Linked DNA regions of Homo sapiens: regions 1 and 3 are each linked to region 2. Evidence: chromatin contacts called from ENCODE Hi-C data. All regions are on one chromosome and are shown on one strand. Each heading gives the region's core, a stretch centred on a gene start or an enhancer-like site at or near the end of the contact. The rest is flanking DNA. Distances are from core to core; before and after follow the strand shown.

Evidence for each region. A loop is a pair of places that touch in the nucleus more often than their neighbours do. Pooled maps may share reads with other maps.
Region 1: a pooled map shows a loop between it and region 2 (4-fold over the local background). The contact joins the promoter of S1PR1-DT here to the enhancer-like site in region 2. A Hi-C loop is called at or near these places in 2 of 37 single-sample maps with no recorded cell type and 3 of 50 pooled maps.
Region 3: a loop to region 2 is called in a map with no recorded cell type, with 9 times the contacts of the local background. The contact joins two enhancer-like sites. A Hi-C loop is called at or near these places in 2 of 37 single-sample maps with no recorded cell type and 2 of 50 pooled maps.

The regions. Positions count from the first base shown.
Region 1 is chr1:101,235,278-101,239,721 of GRCh38, reverse strand. It overlaps S1PR1-DT (S1PR1 divergent transcript), which reads left to right and starts at 3,194. Exons shown (of 2, transcript NR_104626.1): 1 at 3,194-3,397; 2 at 3,841-4,444. S1PR1 (sphingosine-1-phosphate receptor 1) reads right to left here and starts at 2,703. Exons shown (of 2, transcript NM_001400.5): 1 at 2,623-2,703; 2 at 1-900. The coding sequence starts at 737. RefSeq lists enhancers at 841-890, 3,524-3,613.
Region 2 is chr1:100,075,326-100,080,119 of GRCh38, reverse strand. It overlaps SLC71A1 (solute carrier family 71 member 1), which reads right to left. Exons shown (of 12, transcript NM_033055.3): 9 at 2,843-2,955; 10 at 1,572-1,669. Among named protein-coding and RNA genes, the nearest start is that of SLC71A1, 40 kb to the right of the region's middle. RefSeq lists enhancers at 2,239-2,388, 2,399-2,448. Within about 2 kb of position 2,384, at least 2 of the 41 ENCODE cell types and tissues checked have a DNase peak (open chromatin) inside an H3K27ac peak, as active enhancers do.
Region 3 is chr1:101,406,170-101,411,015 of GRCh38, reverse strand. No RefSeq gene overlaps it. Among named protein-coding and RNA genes, the nearest start is that of LINC01307, 85 kb to the right of the region's middle. RefSeq lists enhancers at 266-345, 646-695, 716-765. Within about 2 kb of position 3,200, at least 3 of the 41 ENCODE cell types and tissues checked have a DNase peak (open chromatin) inside an H3K27ac peak, as active enhancers do.

The DNA.
Region 1 (4,444 bases), core at 1,945-4,444, 1.2 Mb before region 2:
CGGCTGGCCTTGGAAATGTTCTTGCGGAACGTCAGGCGGCGGCTCCGAGTCCTGACCAAGGAGTAGATTCTGCAGTACAGAATGACGATGGAGAGCAGAAGCAGAGTGAAGACCGTGGTGCAGAAGAGGATATAGTGCTTGTGGTAGAGCGGCAGCACGGTGGAGCAGCTGGACAGCGCACTGATGCAGTTCCAGCCCATGATAGGCAGGCCACCCAGGATGAGGGAGATGACCCAGCAGGCGCTGATTAGCAGGAAGAGGCGGAAGTTATTGCTCCCGTTGTGGAGTTTCATTTTCAGCATTGTGATATAGCGCTCAATGGCGATGGCGAGGAGACTGAACACGGAGGCTGACAGGGCCACAAACATACTCCCTTCCCGCAGAAACCACTGGGCGGGAGTGAGCTTGTAGGTGGTGGCCCCAGACAAGAGCAGGTTAGCTGTGTAGGCTACTCCTGCCAACAGGTCTGAGAGGGCCAGATTGCCAATAAAATAGTACATGGGTCGGTGGAATTTCTTGGTTTTCCAAATGGTCAGCAAGACAAAGATGTTCTCCAGGATGATAAAGCAGCAGATGAGAATGAACACCACCGAGGTCAGTTTAATGCTGTTCTCCTTGTCCGCGCTGATATTCAGCTTTCCCGTGTAGTTGTAATGCCGGACGATGATATCATAGTTGACGTAGTCAGAGACCGAGCTGCGGTGGGCCTTGACCAGCGGGACGCTGGTGGGCCCCATGGTGCCAACCCTGTGTCCCCAGGAAGCCGGGGTGGCGCTACTCCAGACGAACGCTAGAGGGCGAGGCGAGAGAGCCTTCACTGGCTTCAGGGGTGGTTCGATGAGTGATCCAGGCTTTTTGTGTAGCTTTTCCTTGGCTGGAGAGGGCCTCGGAAACCGCAGCCTTAAACAAGTCAGAGGAGAGAGTCAGGGAAAGAGCCACAGCATACTGGCATAATTCATTCTAGCTAAGGCACTGCTCCAATTGTGTTGTTGTTGATTTGTTTTAAAGAAACTTGGGGAGAGCTCAGGGAGAGAGATTTTTTTTAAAAATCAAATTATCTTTTTTCTTCCTTTTTTTTCTTTTTTCAAAAAAGGAAGAGGGGGAAGAAAAAGAGAGGGAGAAACTCTATGGCCACATTCACTCAAAGGGAAATGGGAATTACGATGTTGGCTGTGGGTTGACAAAAAAAAAAAGATGATGAAAAGGAAAACAAGGAGTGGGAGGAATGGGAAACCTAGAGAACTACACCCCATTTTAACTCCACTCCTGCCCTCTCACCACCCCACACCCCCTCACCCCCGGATTTCCAGCCATGAGATTCTCTGAAGCAGTCACCAGCTTAGCTGCACGCTCAATACCAGCCCACGTCTCTCCTCGGAAAAGACTCAACTGCCAGTCTGAGGGCGAAGACACACACCTCTGTCCCCCATGCCCACCCCCAGCCCCCCAGTTCAAAGATACTAGCACCACCTCCTAATTGCCATGTGCCATGCAAGAAATCAGATTTGCAGGAAAATCATTTGAAAGCGTAAGCCATTTGGGGGCTCTATTAATAACTCTCTAGGAGCAGGTGTGCTTAGGGTCCGAGGGCGCAGTGAGGTGTGGGCAGCCAGGCCCGCCCCGCCTTGCTGTAAACAGGAAAGCTTAGCGCCTCCGTGAAGCGACTGCCTTTTCTTTCTTCTTCTTATTCTCCCCGCCTCCCCCCGCGCCCCCCCACCCCACCCCCCACCCCAAGCCAGGGCAAGTAAATTTAAAGGTATTCAGTTAAAACCATTCATAACAGATTGCAGCAAATCCCAGAAGTTTCGTACATTAGTTGATTGCATAAATATTTTTTGCTTTGTTTAGTTTAGCCAAAACATACACAAAAGAGAGAAATCAAACTACTCATGACAGCCATAATACATGCTACCACATTTCTAATTTCGATTGCAAAACTACTCTTCAGAAACTCACATTAAACTGCTCCCTGGTGCATTGCTAAATTTGCGTGGGCAGTTTTATTTACTGCAGTCCCCCAACACGTTGACTCCTCTCCTAGGACTAGAAAGTTACAAAGAAACTTTCTAAGACGGCACTGGTCAGCAGAAGTCTACTTCTAAGTTGCTTAAATATTTCAAGGTAATGCAGCAATGCAATAAAATGAGGTAATAGAGATGAGAACAATCCCAGCAACTCCGCGAACAGCAGAGGCTGCTCAAGCCAAGAAGCTCCGCATTTTCCCCCAACTAATTTTATACCCTGCTCCTGGGCAGTACTAATTTAAGCCATTACCCACGCTCCACACCACCCACCATATTCTTTGTCTATAGGATTTCCAAAATTTAACGCCTTCCCTCCTATTCCTCCGACCAACTGCAATTTTCACTGCCCCTACACCCGTAGGTTCCACAGTTGGGAATTAACCTTTTTTCTGAACTCCATAAATCACAAGTGCCCAAGAACAATCTGATCGAGATGGGCTCCTTAGTAGCCCAGAGATGCAAATTTTCAGCGCCCGGAGATGCATGTTTTCTAAGTTTTTGTTTGCCTCGTTCGACTTAAAAATTCGTTTCTGACACCTAAGCCCTACCACAACCGGGCTCCCCGCGCCCGCGACCCCCGCCATTCGCCGCCCCCTACCTCGCTCAAGCAGGGCGAAGTTGCGTTCGGAGAGCCCGGGATCTGTACGGCTCGCTTCGCATCTTGCTGCTGCCCCCGACTGACTGCGTAGTGCTCTCGCAAACTTACTCGAGTCGGGGTCCCCTCCCTCCGCAGCGGAGCACTCCAATGGCCAGTCCCGCTCGCCGCGGCCAGTTCCCTGCCTGCTACGCGAAGTCACCCAGCGCCGCGCCAAGGCTGGGTGGTTTCTTCAGGAAGAGGCTGGGAGGGGTTAATGCCTTAACCCCCCACGCCCTCTGTCAGCTGGGGGCCCCCGGATCTGAACTGCTGAGACGCACTGTCCAGGAAAGATCTGGGGCAGAAGCAAAAAAAAAAAAAAAAAAAAAAAAAAGAACCCCTCCTCCCCAAACAACAAATGAAAGAAAAAAAGAGAGAGAGAGAAGGGGCGGAGCCCGGTAACCCCTGGATTCTACTGTATAAATCACTGCCCTCGCCCAGATAGACGCTGATCCCTGGCTGTGGAGAGGATTCTCCCGAGCCCCTGAAAAAAAAAAAAGGTGGAGAGACTTTGAAAACTTTTCTCTCGAAAAGTCTGAGGAGGCAGAGGACGGCCCGGAGTCTCGTAGCGCACCGCCCTGGTCCCACACCCCCCGCAGCCCTAGGAGGATCGGTGTGCTGAGCTTGTGGCCAGGAGCTCCCCGAGCCACTTTCGCGCGAGCAGCAGAAAACCTGAGCCGCGGCCCGGCGAGTGTCGGCGGCGCTCTGGGGAGGAGAGGCTGGGAAGGGGCTGCGAGAGGTACGGAGGAGACAAGCAGCCCGGGAGGGAGAATGAACCGGGAGGTTCCTGTACTCCCCCCGCCACCCCAGATCCTCGTGCTACTCGCAACTGCGGTCTGAGGGGCAGTGGCTTTCCCAGAGTGCACAGAGAAATGAACCAGCGCCGGTTTTGGTGTTGGGCGAGGGGTTTCCCTCAGCTGAGCACAAAGTCAGGCTGTGTGTCCCAGATTCTGGCCAATGGAGAGGTCGTTGAGGGGGTGGGCTGCTGCTGAGTCCTGAGAGATTCAAAACGCCTGGGCAGCTCAGGAATTTCCAAAGGGGGAGATTCTCGGCCAGGAGCTGCGGAGCAACTGCAGCTGCCCAGCAGGAGCCGGCACCCTTCTCTCACATTCTGCTTGGGAGTCGACTCAGAGGCCTCAAATCTCATTACTAGCACTTTGCCCACCCTTTTCTTTTGCTTAGATGCTACTTAAGAACGTGAGGCTGAGAGGCGGACTTGGTCAGATCTGCCTGCGTGACAAGCTCAGGACAGGACGCTTCTGCCCTTGCATTACTGTTGTAAAAGTTTCCACCCAGTCCCTGGTCGCACTGCGTTCCCATCCCGGCAGATGTGAACTCAAAAACTTCCTCCGCTGTGCAGTTTCAATTGGCAGACACACCCTGTACCTGAATGACTCAGAAGGAGGCAGAATGAACAAACAACAGACCCCTGACTTCTGGGATTTTGTGAGTTTGCCAAAAAAAAAAAAAAAAGAAGTGACAGTTAATTCACAGCTGTTTTAAAGCATTCATCGACAGCGACGCACCCAATACATACCCACAGCTTCAACAACAGTACAGTGCATATAATGTGGAAACCAAGATAACGGTCCTCTAAGACTCCAGAGTAGATCCTAATTGGATTTGAAGACTTATTTCACTTAAAGGGGAAGAGGTATATTGTGTCTACCCAGCACAACAAAACGGGGGACTTGGCATTCCCCCCCTTCTCCCGCCTCCACCCACACTAATTTATGCATTCTTTAAAGCCAAAGGAATCAAAGTGAAATTTCACACCTAGTCTGTA
Region 2 (4,794 bases), core at 1,135-3,634:
AAAAATAAAGTGGGGGGGTCAACTGGCGGGAGTGCAGTGGCGCAAACTTGGCTCACTGCAGCCTCAACTTCCTGGGCTCAAATACCTGGCTAATTTTTGTACTTTTTGTAGAGATGGGGTCTCACTTTGTTGCCTAGGGTGGTGTTGAACTCAACTCAAGTGATCCTCCTGCCTCAGCCTACCAAAGTGCTGTGATTACAGGCATTGAGCCACTGTGCCCAGCCAAAATCACACTTTTTTTTTTGAGACGGAGTTTCACTCTTGTTGCCCAGGCTGGAGTGCAGTGGCACGATCTCGGCTCACTGCAAACTCCGCTTCCAGGGTTCAAGTGATTCTCCTGCCTCAGCCTCCCGAGTAGCTGGGATTACAGGTGTGCACCACGACGCCTGGTTGATTTTTTTAGTAGAGACAGGGTTTCACCATGTTGGCCAGGCTGATCTCGAACTCCTGACCTTAGGTGATCCACCAGCCTTGGCCTCCCAAAGCACTGAGATTACAGGCATGAGCCACTGCGCCCGGCCAATAACACTGTTTTAACAGCATTTGATTTTTGTTTCTCTCTTTTGGATCTTTAATTTAAAATGCAACTTGCTTTGGCCATAGGCCTTTCCTTCCTCATTTATCAACCAAGTGACAACTGCCACTGTTTTGCAGTGCCCCTTTTATCCTTATGACTAGACAAAACATATCCTTTTCAAAGAAGTATTTGTCATCTGTTAGCATCCCAAGAATTAAATGTTCCCACCAAAAAAAAAAAAGAGAGCATATGACATTAAAGATGTTGCTGTGTTACATATCTTCAGATGACTGAAACTATATGATTTCTTTTTTTTTTTTTATTAGAGATGGGAGTCTTGCTGTGTTGCCTAAGCTAGCTTCAAACTCTTGAGCTCAAGTAATCCTCCTGCCTCAGCTTCCCAAGTGGCTGGGACAACATTCATAAAAGGTCTATGAATATATCCCACAAGGTGTCTAGCACAACACAGCAAAAACTTAATGCTTAGTTAATATTCTGTGGCCAACATTCATCAGTAAATTTTTTTGAGACAGGTCTCTCAAGGTCTCTCACTGTGTCGCCCAGGTTGGAGTTCACTGGCCTGATTTTGGCTCAGTGCAACCTCCGCCTCTGAGACTCAAGTGATCCTCCAACCTCAGCCTCCCAAGTAACTGGGACTACAAGCATGCGCCACCCTGCCCAGCTAATTTTTGCATTTTAGTGATGGGGTTTCCCCATGTTGCCCAGGCTGGTCTCCAACTCCTGAACTCAAGCAATCTGCCTGCCTCGGCCTCTCAAAGTGTTGGGATTACAGGTGTGAGCCACCATGCCCAGCCTCATCAGTAAATTTTCTATGAACAGAACAGATAAGCCACATATTCTAAGTGAGAGAAAAGGGAATATGTATCTACCTAAGGATAAATACCCTAGAATCTGCTTTTCCTGTTTATATCAAAAGCAATTTTAAAAGTCTCTACCCTGAAGATATACTTATGTTTCAGTACATAGGAGACAGAACACAGGATTAGAACATTCTGTACTTTTAAATAATTATCGCTAGTTCCTATCAACTCACCCTGTTGATCAGCATCAGCAGTTCGTGAAACAAGTGCACTGACAGCAGGAAAGGTGATGCTAGACATGGCTGCTACTGCCCCAGCAGCCCACATCATCCTATAAGGAGAGCAGCAAAACAAAAACAGTAAATTCTTCTCCACTGTACCTGAAAGTCAAACTACATAATTAAGTAATTCTTACTGTGAAATGGCTGTAGAGAAAAGGAGAACTGAACTTGCTTACTAGGTGACTATGGGCAAGTCGCTTAACAATCTGACCCTGTATACAAAGACAGCAACTTAATTCACAAGAGTGCTGTGAGGGTGTAATGTAAAATAGGGATATCATGTTCCAAACTGTAAAATGTGCTGGGTATTATTTCTACAGGCAATTGAGAGGTTATATTGAGGATAATGTATAATATAGATGACGAAACATCATCAAATATTTCCAAACACATGAAGCCAACAAGTCTTTGGCAAAGTTCTTATGGATGGATTTGTGAAGATATCGCTGATTTGATCTAATCCTTAAATTGTAAAGAACAAGTAACTTGGATGTTCCTGGCTTGATGTTTAAAAGAAATGTTTTAGGTAATTTCAATTGTGAGCACCTCTTTGCAAAGGCTAGTTTGGAGAACAAATCATCACCCTCTTGATGCTTGCTTATATCCAAGTCCAAACAGAGACGAGGCAGTCAGTTGTTTGAAATATTAGTGCAAACCATGGAGTTCAGTGCCATAATGCCTGAGCACAATAATACTATCTACGTGGGCAGCCTGACAACAAGCGTCACTACTCAAGTCCCCTGCAGGAAACCCGACTGGTCAGAAAAGCTGAGACACAGCATGAAGCTGGCACCAAAATAACTGGATTGTTTTCACTTCTGGTTTGCTATCAGTAATGATCACTGGTTATACAACTTTCTTTTTCCTGACCAGAAAAACAAAAAATGTAAATAACTTTCAGGGCCTTGTTGCTATGGGATTACATACTTTTTCCTAGTAACGGACTGATTTAGATTAAATGCTCCTTAAAGATTCAAAAGCTGTATAATCTCATTCAAAAATTCAGCCTGTCATTTAGCTATAAAAGGTCACCTTTTTAATCCTCAAGCCATTCTAGGAGAACATATAAATATACAAGTGGCAGACTTATATTAGACACATTTTGAAAGATAAAAAGCATAGTATGAGACAGATTACAGTCTACCCCTCAGTTGAGAAGCAAATAAAAACACAAGGGCTAACACCAAAATTAAAAATATTAACATTAAAATATTTATACTTACCAAGGTTCTGAACCAAAGCCATACCATGCCAACTGTAATATTTGAAATCCTAGACCCAGTAAAATGGTGTTCTTATTTCCAATTGACCTCATAAGTAAACTCAAGACTATGGTCTGAAAAAAAAAAAAAAAGATTTATCAGAATAAAGTTTTAAAAAGTGACTTCTTTCAATCTACACTATAAAAGGACTATTGGCACTTTTCTACAATTTGGCTGATTTTCAGCAATAATTGCCCTGAATATGTCTGAGATCACTAGTCCAGGTCACATAAGCAGATGAAAAGTCCCTCTGCTGACATAGATCCAGACTGAGAGTTAGAAAACTGAAAGATAAAACTTCCTATTCAGTACATTTCTACTGAGGACCACTTAAATCAGTAGTTGAAAATGGAAGGGTCAAAAGTTCTAACTAATGATTTGGAGATCCCCATTACATAATAGCCTTAAAGCTTGTTTAGGTCCAAGTTAGTCTAAAATGCTTATTTCCACAACTAAAGAAAAACTAACAGAACAATGATTACCCATATATTATTTACCTAAGTTAATCTGTTGTTGAAACCATGATGCCTTTTATAAACAGTAAATTAATAAGCTTGATTTGGGATAAATGCAGTATACTATACAGCAGACTTTAGAAAAACAGCCTGGATCATAATCTTGGCTTTGTGTGGCTCTCAGCAAGTCACTTCACTTTGAGCCTCACTTTTGTCTCTTTGCAAATGGGGATAACAGCACCTATTTCAAAACCTTGTCATGGGAATTAAATGAGATATATTTACATAAAGTTCTTAGAATTGTGCCTGGCAATAATCAGCGGTTAATAAACAATATTATCAGTGGGTGGGTTTTCTTGTGCCTCCTTTTTCTTTCAAAGTCAACAAAGTTCAGCAGTGATTTGGGAACATTAGAAAATTTTTTTTTGCTATTCTAACTAACGTTTTTAATATACTACATAAGATAGCTAGTAAGTCCATAGACAAGTAAAAATAATTCAGGAAATCACTATTTTATGATGGGCTGACACTTTAAAACTCATAAAATATAAGTTTTGAATTCTTTAAATTGAGATGGCCACTTAAGAATTTAATCACAAATATGCCAGTGAAAAGCAAATGATTCATTCAAGGATTTTTGAGCAATTAGAACTCACAGCTTTCTTGTCTAAGACTTTCACTTAAATCACGTGAGTATAAGACTGAGTTCCATGTAGAATTATATTCTTCGGCAACCAAACCAGAAAAGGAAACTTGCCCAGAGCCAGCAGTTAGCTGAGAAAAACTTCAACTGAAAGAAACATTTAGGCCAGGCACAGTGACTCATATCTGTAATCCCAGCACTTTGGGGAACTGAGATGGAAGGACTGCTTGAACCCAGGAGTTTGAGACCAGCCTGGACAACATAAAGAGACCACATCTCTACAAAAAATTGAAAAATTAGCCAGGCTGGTGGCACACACCTGTGGTCCCAGCTACTCAGGAGGCTGAGTCCAGAGGATCACTCGAGCCCAGGAGGTCGAGGCTGCAGTAAGCCATGATCACACCACTGCACTCCAGCCTGGGTGACAGAGACCATCTCAAGTCACCCATGACTTGTGGGTGGGAACTGGTGGCCAATATTATAAAAAATAATCAGAAAGATTAGAAATGATTAGGATTCTAATTAGGGTTAGAAATAATTAAAAATGATTTTATTTGTGGACTATATCAGAGACTGGCTTTCAATTAATTATGAAAAAGGAAACTGTAAGTATACCCAAAGCTCTGTGGCCTCCAACTGTCTGAGAAGAACAGGGAACTATAATGCAAAGTTGAAGAACTTCTGGGAAACTACTTTTAAGAACATCCCGGAAGGTAGCACTTTCATCTAAAAAGCTGTGATTCTTTATATGGCTCTAGGAACTCACAGAGCAGAAAACATTTGTTCTCATCATTCATTGAGATGATGATAAGCAT
Region 3 (4,846 bases), core at 1,951-4,450, 1.3 Mb before region 2:
TGTCTTGTAGGCCACCAGGGAAGTGGGGGAAATCCAGCAGTTACAGGCCTCACCCAGCTCCCACATATCCCAAAGGCCAGTCTCACTCTTGCTGTGGCCCCCTCTACAGCACCAAGTTTGTTTCCAGGCAGTGGGTGAACAGGGCTGATAACTTGCTCCAGGCTACCAATCTCCAGCTGTAAAAGCAAGCAGGGCTTTCAGGTTTCATGGCTCCCCACCTGCCACAGCTTCTGTGCTGTGTCTGCACTCCAGATTCACCCCTCCCTCAAGTTCCATCCAGGAAACTTTGTGTTCAGTTGAAGTTGTTACACAGTTCAGCTAAAAGTTTCCTCCCTGTGGTCTTTTCCCAGTTCCTCTGGCAGCACTCCCCAAGGACCTCTGTGAGACAAAGTCAGAAATGGTTTCCCTGGGGACCAAGAGAGCCACAGGGCTCTTCTAGCTGCTTCTTCTACCCTTGTATTTTGCTCAGCTTTCTAGAATTGTCTCAACCCCGGGTAAAGTCAAATCCTTCTCTTGTGATCTGAACCTTCAGGTTCCCCAGTGAGAGTGTGTGTTTGGGGGTGGATGATCCCCCTTTCACACTTTCACACTTTGGCTGTCTCTCGGGGCCTGCAAGAGTGATTCACTTCCTTCAGAGGGTCTGTGAATTCTCTCAGATTTCCTGGTATGTTCCTGTGATAGATGTGGGAGCAAAAGTTCACGATGTGAGTCTCCACATGCTGCTCTCTGTCTGAATGGGAGCTGCAGTTTAGTCCTGCCTCATATCTGCCATTTTCCCCAACCTGTCTCCATTCCTGTTTTTAGCAATAGGAAGACTCACAGAGATACAGCAGCCTAGACTTCAACCAGCTTGTCATCTCCAATCAATTATTTGTGGATACATTGAGCACTGTGCTGACAGGCTCAGCTTTAATGTCATGATCTGTGAGTAATGTCTGCCATGACTTTGATTATATATTTTCCACATACCTATCATAAGTGTAAAGGGCTGTAAACCCAGACATTAATAATTATATAATTACTTTAGCCTGTTATTGTTTGTATCAGCAAAAACAAGGTAATAACTGTCCAATAATTGGGGGTAGGTTAGATAAGTTATATGTAATGTAGCAATATTTGACTATTAAAATATAATCTATACATTTATCAGATGATTGAAAAGATGTTTATGATTATTATGTGAAAAAATGAGTTTCAAGTTGTATAAAATATGATCACATTTTTCAAATGGATTGTTGAGATAGGATGTATGTTGAGACACTATTTACATATGTAAATATAAAGCAGGTCAGAGCTCAGAGCTCTTCCTCATCTCTTTATTTTCTTTTCTACTGCTTCCTAGGAATTTTGTGTTTTGTTTTTTCTTATATTGTTATTGTTGTTGTTACAGTTATTATTTCATTCTGTTTTGTTTTGTTTGTGCCTTTTTAAGGTAGGAAAAAAGAGAGAGAGAATCTGTTAGACTAGTAAAGTATTACATTTTTGCTATAAAAGGCATCAATATAATCAAAGGGTTTTTTGCCTGTAAATGTTTAATTCTGATTTTTACAAAACATCCCTTCTAAATAAAGCACAGAATGAAAGGCCCTGACACCACCTTTTCAAGAGTGGAAACCAATAAACTAGCAGAGAGAAAAAATGGTAAAAAGGGAGCCCAGAGGGAGCCCATCTGAGGCAAACCTGGATGAACTGACACATAACTCAGAGGAGAAAGTAAAGGACTGTTCTGTATCATCTTCCAAGCTTGGTACATCTTGAACATCTAGTAGTAAAGTTTTCTCAATGTACTTAGCCTTAATATCCTTCAAGATGTCACTAGCATAACTAAAGGATATGTGTGCTTATGGGTGTGTTTTCAGAAAGAAAGTCAGAAATAATGTCTACCAAAGTGTTAACAGTAATTATCCAAGAGTAGTGATATTATGCATAGTTCTTACATTATTTTTGCTTATTTATATTTTCTAACTTTTTTCTACAATAAACACAGAGAGTTTTAAATGAGATTTTTAAAATTATAGCTATGATTTTAAAAGAGAGAAAGAAAAATCATACAAAGGAGATTTCAGAAAAGAAGATTCCCATATTCTCCCATGTTTTCTTCTTCATGGCAGGTAATAGAACATGTTCTTACTTCTGGAAACTGCAAAGCTGGAAGGGATCTTAGAGGTGATATGGTTCCTCCTTCTCATTTTATACATGAAGGAACTCAGGTCTAAGATGCTTAGTATTGCTCCCACTCAAGGTTCACAGCAGCAGAACAAAAAGTAATTTACATTTGTTGATTCTTAATTTAATACTTTTATAATGTGGCAGAAAAAACAGCATCATAAAAGTTTAAGATTCTACAGTGTCTCCAGTTAATTCTATCCAAAAATAAAAAATTAAAATAGGAGGTTTGTTGGCCAATAACAAAAGAATGGAGGCAGCAAAGCTGGAAATATATGCCCAATCAACTTGGAGACATTGTCTTAAATTTATCGCCAATCTTCTGGGATATATTGAATGGATATACAGCTATAAGCTGCCCTCTTTAAACTAAACACTGCACTATATTCTTGCCCTTTATAACAACTTCCTCAGTGAAACCTGCCCTGTGATTATATCCTCCTCATCTGTCCCAAGAGAATAAGGCAAAAATATTATTAAAACCTTAGCTTTTTTCAGTGTCATCTCTTAAATATATCTGTTTCTGACTCATAGGCAGTATTTTCCTTTTATCTATTTCTTACTCATATGAATGAAGCTTTAAAGAAAATTTTACACTGATGCATGCCTCCAACTTGCCTCAGGTAAAATGAATGAGACAACATCTACACAGCACTTTGAGCTCCCCAGACAGGGACATCAGAAATGAGCAGTAGCCTTGCTCTTGTCAAAGATATCAACTGAGCCTGGCAAGACTCCAAACCATAGAATAACTTTCCTGACCCCTCATCTGTATCTCTCAACTAGATACAGAATTGAAAATAGGAACCAGTCATTTGGGGTAAAACATATGCCAAAATAGTTCTGCAGCGTGGGTAAGAAAAAGGGTGAGATGTGCAAAGGGGAAGCTCTCTGAAAGCAGAGAATATAATTAAGTCAACTTTCAAATTCAAATGTACTTCTTCCTTTCCCACATGTTCTAAATCAGACCTCTTTCCCATAGGGCTGCAGATGGTGCCTCTAGGGCTGGCTGTCACTGATCTCTGAAGGGTAAAACTGAACTGAAACCTACAAGCTTCACACCTGTGGGGTCAGCTTCATTAACAACTTTGACCTTTGCTCGTTTTTAAGAGCTGCCCCAACAAATATCACTGCAAACAAGGTGCACCCTGACTCTTTGGTGATATATCACCTTCTCTTTTCACCTTGACCCTTTGGTCATATATCACCTGACCCTTTGGTGATACATTACCTTCTTGGCAATCTAATTTTAAGTCTCACTTCATGTTAATCCAGGACAGGGATCTTAAGTCAGTCTTGAACTCTCTTTGTAAAACCTAAGGGAGGTTTAACTACTAATTTACTGCTTGGACCTCAATTAACATCTGTTTTTAAAAATCACTTAACATTGCCACAAAATAATAGTTCTATGCTTCTCTGACAGATTTCATCACCTCAGTTTTCCAACTTTTGACCCAACTACAGTTAAAGCATGAAAAAGACACATTGGTAAGGCCAGCTAGTGGTCACGTCACACATAAATTACCACTTTCTACTGTAGGAACTGTCTCCATCTGTAGGAAAAACCTGGAGAATCCTGTAAATAGCAGAAATATTATAACAAATCTTTGGTGAATGGAGGAAAGTGGTGGAATTAAAGGTAGAACTATCAGAAATTACTTAAAAAAAAAAAAGGACTTGTGAGGCTTGTCCACAATACTTATCCCCATTTTACACAATAAAAAACCTAGACACAAAGAGGTTAACTTGCCCAACTTATACAACTAAATTATAAAGATTCCTATAAATATATTCTCAATATGTGAAGCACATTATACACTTTATTGAAGCATTTAGTATTTAGTGATTATCATTCTAACAATGTAGGAGAATATACTTTAAGAAATACGGAGCAAAATCATTCATTTTGAGCAAGGCCTTGGGTTGGCAGTGAATCAAGATGACAGCTTTACTATTTAAGAACAGCTCTTTGAATTGTAGAAATAGTCCTTAATCACAGGACAAACTTGGCTCCATGGTGGAAAAGATTGTTTTGTTTTAATTCCAAATATCTATTAAGTACCTACTGCTAGTCCCCAGTACTGTGCTGATATGCCACAGATGTGCCCATCCCTTCTTTTTGCAAAATTTTGAAAATCTAATAAGGGTAGAGAAATAACCAACTTTTATGTTTTATTCTGCATTACAATTCAATGCAGAATCAAAAGATTTCCAAATAGAGCTACAAGCGAGCAGCATTTGGAACCCCAAGGAAGGAGCATGATGACCCAGGAAAATGTCAAGAATTGGATGTTGAACATTAGCCTTTCAGCCACAATCACAGACAGGAGCACTGTCTTCCAAAATAAAGAATAAGGTATGATTACAGGACTAAGCTGAACATAAAATTGGCCTCTAGATGGTCCTGGTGAGGTGAAAATGGCTAAAGGAACTTCATCAAGATTACCTGGAGAAAGTGGCCAGAGATACATTAAGGAGCAATACGGTTTGGTGCCCAATAGTAAAGAAGAGCATGCATATCGGACAGCCAACGGGAAAGAAAAAAGGAGGGAAGACAAACAAAAAACAACATGGCCAAAGCTTTGTTTAAATAATTTAATCAGCAGCTTCAATTTGATCCAGAGATAAAGGGGGATGAAATGAAACAATGAGAAGGACCAGAATAGAAAACTTGAGTAAC